2 separate regions of the Homo sapiens genome follow, and region 2 is linked to region 1. Evidence: read pairs that join two places in POLR2A ChIA-PET (ENCODE). Cell type or tissue: OCI-LY7. All regions are shown on one strand.

What was found. Peaks named below come from ENCODE experiments on the same cell type or tissue, not always from the same donor. Only the 100,000 strongest peaks of a DNase experiment are listed, where the experiment ranks them.
Region 2: POLR2A ChIA-PET joins it to region 1 with 5 read pairs; 2 of 35 experiments call an interaction of 5 or more read pairs at or near these places.

Annotation. Positions count from the first base shown.
Region 1 is chr16:68,271,946-68,274,445 of GRCh38, forward strand. All of the region lies in intron 2 of SLC7A6 (solute carrier family 7 member 6), which reads left to right. Among named protein-coding and RNA genes, the nearest start is that of SLC7A6, 8.7 kb to the left of the region's middle. In OCI-LY7, no CTCF peak of the experiment used is centred here; a DNase peak (open chromatin) is centred at 1,006; H3K4me3 peaks cover 1,271 bases; H3K27ac peaks cover 2,500 bases.
Region 2 is chr16:68,135,676-68,138,175 of GRCh38, forward strand. The region is part of intron 3 of NFATC3 (nuclear factor of activated T cells 3); the gene reads left to right. Among named protein-coding and RNA genes, the nearest start is that of NFATC3, 52 kb to the left of the region's middle. In OCI-LY7, no CTCF peak of the experiment used is centred here; no DNase peak of the experiment used is centred here.

The sequences.
Region 1 (2,500 bases):
TGCATGCCACCACGCCCAGCTAAATTTTTTTGTATTTTTATTAGAGACCGGGTTTCACCATGTTGGCCAGGATGGTCTCAATCTCTTGGCCTTATGATCTGCCTGCCTCAGCCTCCCAAAGTGCTGGGATTACAGGCGTGAGCCACTGCGCCCAGCATGCATTTTGTTACTGAATGAAGATAAAGAAGCCTGGCATGGTGGCTCACACCTGTAATTTCAGCACTTCAGGAGGCCAAGGTAGGAGGATCAGTTGAGGCCAGGAGTTCAAGACCAGCCTGGGCAATGTAGTGAAACACTGTCTCTACAGACAAATTAAAAAAAAAATACATAAATAAATAGCTGGGCATGGTGGCAAGCACCTTTAGTCCTAGCTACTCATGAGGCCGAGATAGAGGACTGCTTGAGCCTAGGAGTTGGAGGCTGCAGTGAGCTATGATTGCATGATTGCACTCCAGCCTGGGTGACAAAGTGAGACCTTGTCTCTTGAATAAAAAAGAGAGAGAGAGACTGAAAGAGAAAAAAGTCTTATCTGCCTTCAGTTTTGTGTGATTCTGCTACTCTCCTTGGCTGAAGGAGTCCTTAACCTTCCAGCAGGAACTTTGTCTTTCATTCAGGTGCTGCGACTGAAATTCTAGGCATGAGGTCTTGTGGGGCTGTGACTGTGCCCCACCTCTCTAAATAAGGCCACTGGGTAGTTTCGCCAGTGTATTTGACAAACCTGATAAAGCCATATCAGCGACACCAGTGCCAGGTTTTATGAATACAAAGGGAATACCTAGTAAGCTCAATCCCTCCTCCCAGCTAGAGTCTGATGGAATAGGGCGAGCTGTATTGGTCACTGGGGTCAGATTTCTCTGCTTGTCTCCATGTTGACTTGGGTAGAAAAGGCATCCTAGGTCTCTTTGCACCTGACTCTTATGTGAGACTATAGGCTCCCCAGCTGTGTACTGGTTTTGTTCTAATGGATGCCTGGGCTCACCTGACAGGCACATGAAAACAAATATGTTTCCAGGTGCCTGCACAGGAAACCTGCATGGCTTGGTGCCAGAGTGAGAGCAAAAGTGGTGCTGCCTTAAAGCTCAGCCTCACTGAAGCAGAGGTAGGCTGCCTTCACTCCTGGGACTGGGGGAAGGCTTCACTAGGGCCTAGGAGGAGCTTTTTTACTTGGTCTCAGGTCCAGACTTGAAGGGGTTTGGGACAGGGAAGGCAGGAGTTTTGGGTGGGGACTGTGGAGATCAGCATTTCCCCTAAGAACTACTCACTCTTGACTCTCTGTGGTTTCCTTGCTCTGAGCTCCATGAGGCCAGATTCGGGCACATCACATACACATTTGTTGAACAGATAAGAGACTTCTGGAAAGATGATGTGCTTGCCGATCCTGTTCCTATTGCTGATTCTTGGAGGTTATCTCTGTGACCTTAAAGGACTAACTGTTACGTGGGTGGGAATCAAATGGCCCACCAGATTTCTTCTGAAGATGAGATGGGATCAAAGGATCAGAAGTGTGACTGGCACAGGAGTTGAGGGAGGGAGAAGATCACGCTGGGTGCAGGGTCAGGAAGGTGCTTATTTTCCTTTGATAGATTCTGGGTCCTTCATAGGTAGGTTAATGTGGAATCCAACATGAGGGGCATGCTGGGGAAGAAAGCAAATACACCAGTGGCAAATTAGCCCTGGGTTGGGATGCCCCTGGATGTCCTTTCTCTACCCTGTCTTATTACGTAACCCTTCTCTTTCGGGTACTTTGGAAAAAGAAAGATGTGGAATGGGCAAGCAGCAACATGGGAGAGTGAGGTAGGTGTTGCAGACACAGTGATACCCAGGCATGTATTTTTTTTTTTTTTTTGAGACCAAGTCTTGCTCTGTTGCCAGGCAGTGGCGTGATCTTGGCTCACTGCAACCTCCGACTCCCTGGTTCAAGCGATTCTCCTGCCTCAGCCTCCTGAGTGGGGATTACAGGTATGTGTCACCACGCCCAGCTAATTTTTGTAAGTTTAGTAGAGACGGGGTTTCACCATTTTGGCTAGGATGGTCTCGATCTCCTGACCTTGTGGTCCGCCCGCCTCGGCCTCTCAACATGCTGGGATTACAGGTGGGAGCCACTGCGCCCAGCCAGGTGTGTATTTTAATGAGGGACTTCCCCTTGGTTTAGTCACTACAATGACTAAACCTGTCTTAGCATCTTCCTCGCCCTTCCCATCACCTCCTCATGTTCTGTACTGGCCTGAGAGTAGCTGCAGATGTCTCCATGTCTTGCTGGACATTGCAGAAGTCCCAGTTTACATTGGGTAGAGGTGACTGGGCAGGATTACCTGGGTATGGACAGTGAGAAGCCTTTTAGGCTGGTGATGACTGTGTACCAGGTGCAGGGACTCTGGTCTTCTCTGCAGGGCAGGTTTGTGGGTTTTAAGCTGGTGAGAACAGAGCAGAAATCTATAACTCAAGGAGAATCCAATCGTTGGACAAATTTAATGCCAGCCTATTCTGGGCTGCAGGACAG
Region 2 (2,500 bases), 140 kb before region 1:
GGAAGAGACTTTTGTAGGTCTTAATTTTCTGAATTTTTTTAGATGATTTAATATAGATTATCTGTATATTTTAAAATAATGTTTGGGTTTTAGAAAAATAGTTTAGGCTGGGTGCGGTGGCTCACGCCTGTAATCCCAGCACTTTGGGAGGCCGAGGCAGGTGGATCACCCAAGGTCAGGAGTTCGAGACCAGCCTGGGCAACACCGTGAAACCCCCACTCTACTAAAAATACAAAAATTAGCTGGGCATGGTGGTGCATGCCTGTAATCCCAGCTACTCAGGAGGCTAAGGCGAGAGTATCACTTGAACTCGGGAGGCAGAGGTTGCAGTGAGCCGAGATCGCGTCATTGCACTCCAGCCTGGGCAACAAGAGTGAAACATTCCATCTCAAAAAAAAAGAAGAAAGAAAGAAAAATAGTTTGAAAGAATTTGCTTTACTGTGAACATTTGTCTAAAAAGTGCTTGAAGACAAAATGCTACTTAAATTACTAATTTCAGTGGCATTTTGTAGGTTCGTGCTGCTATTAATTGTAATAATTTACTTTTTGTAGTGTTTTGTAGTTTACAAAATGTTTTCCCAGAGTTTACTTTTTTTTTCTTTTTTCTTTTATGAGACTGTCTCACTCTGTTGCCGATGCTGGAGTGCAGTAGTGCAATGTCAGCTCGCTGCAACCTACACTTTCTGGGCTCAAGCGATCCTCTCCACCTCAACTTCTCCCGTGGCTGGGACTACAGGGGCAAACCACCACACCTGGCTACTTTTTGTATTTTTTGTAGAGATAAGGTTTTGCCATGTTGGGCAGGCTGGTTTCGAACCCCTAGGCTCAAGTGATCCACCTGCCTTGGCTTCTCAAAGTGCTAGGATTATAGGTGTGAGCCACCACGCCTGGCCTCAGAGTTTACATTTAATCTTTACAAAAGTTCTTTAAAAAGGGCAAAGCAAGTACAGTCATATGTCACTTAACACCAGGGATATGTTCCGAGAAATGCATCACTGGGCGATTTCCTTGTTGTATGAACACCATAGAGTATAGTTATACAAACCTAGATGGTATACCCTAATATGTGGTATAACCAGTCACAGTGGCACCATGCTTGCAGTCCCAGCTACTTAGGAGGGTGAGGCAGGAGGATTGCTTGAGTCCAGGATTTAGAATTAGCCTGGGCAACATGTTGAGAGCTTGTCTCTTAAAAAACAACAACAACAAAGATTTACTTAAGAAAATATGGTATAAAATATTAAAAATAGTATACCTGAATAGAGCCCTTACCATTAATGGAGCTTGTAGGACTGGAAGTTGCTCTGGGTGAATCAGTGAGTGAATAGTGAATGAATATGAAGGCCTAGGACATTACTGTACACTGCTGTAGACTTTCTAAGCACAGTACTCTTAGGCTGTACTATGTTTATAAAAAATTTTTTTCTTTAATAATTAACTTTTTCGCTTTATAAGTTGTGAATTTTAAAAAAATCTTTTGTCTTTTGTAGTAACAGTTTAAAACACAGACACGTTGTGCAGCTGTACAAAGATATTTTATTTCTTTATATCCTTATTCCATAAACATTTTTCTATGTTCAAATTTTTTATTTTTTATTTTTATTTACTTTTAAAACTTTTTTGTTTAAAATGCTGACACAAACACACACATTAGCCCAGGCCTTCACAGAGTCAGGAACATCAAGATGTCACTAGGCAATAGGACTTTTTCAGCTCTGTTGTTACCTGTGGGACCACCATTATATACGGTCTGTCATTTACCGAACCACTGTTATGTAGCTCATGACTGTACATTTTACAGGTGATCTGAGGTTATGTATGTTGTAATTGGCAGAGAGGTCTTAAGCCCAGGTCTTTTGACTGTCGTTTCTCTTTCTGTTTTACCATATTACTTCTTACACTGTAATTATCTCATAATTTCTTAGTATATTTCATTTTCCTTCTTTTTTTTTTTTTTTGAAACAGTCTTGCTCAGTCACCCAGGCCGGAGTGCAGTGGCTCGATCTCCGCTCACTGCAAGCTCCGCCTCCTGGGTTCACGCCATTCTCCTGCCTCAGCCTCCCGAGTAGCTGGGACTACAGGTGCCCGCCACCACGCCCAGCTAATTTTTTTGTATTTTTTTAGTAGAGATGGGGTTTCACCGTGTTAGCCAGGATGGTCACGATCTTCTGACCTCGTGATCCGCCCTCCTCGGTCGGCCTCCCAAAGTGCTGGGATTACAGGCGTGAGCCACCGTGCCCGGCCGTATGTTTCATTTTCTAAAACACTTTCACGTTATCTCATTTAATTCTCCAAATAAACTCTTTTAGAAAGCCTAGTCTTTGACTTAAAGTCAGATACTCTTTCTCTTACTTTAAAAAAAAATTTTTTTTTCTTTGAGACAGAGTCTCGTGCTGTTGCCCGGGCTAGAGTGCAGTGGCCCACATCTCAGTTCACTGCAACCCCTGCCTGCTGGGATCTAGTGATTCTCCTGCCTCAACCTCCCAAGTAGCTAGGATTA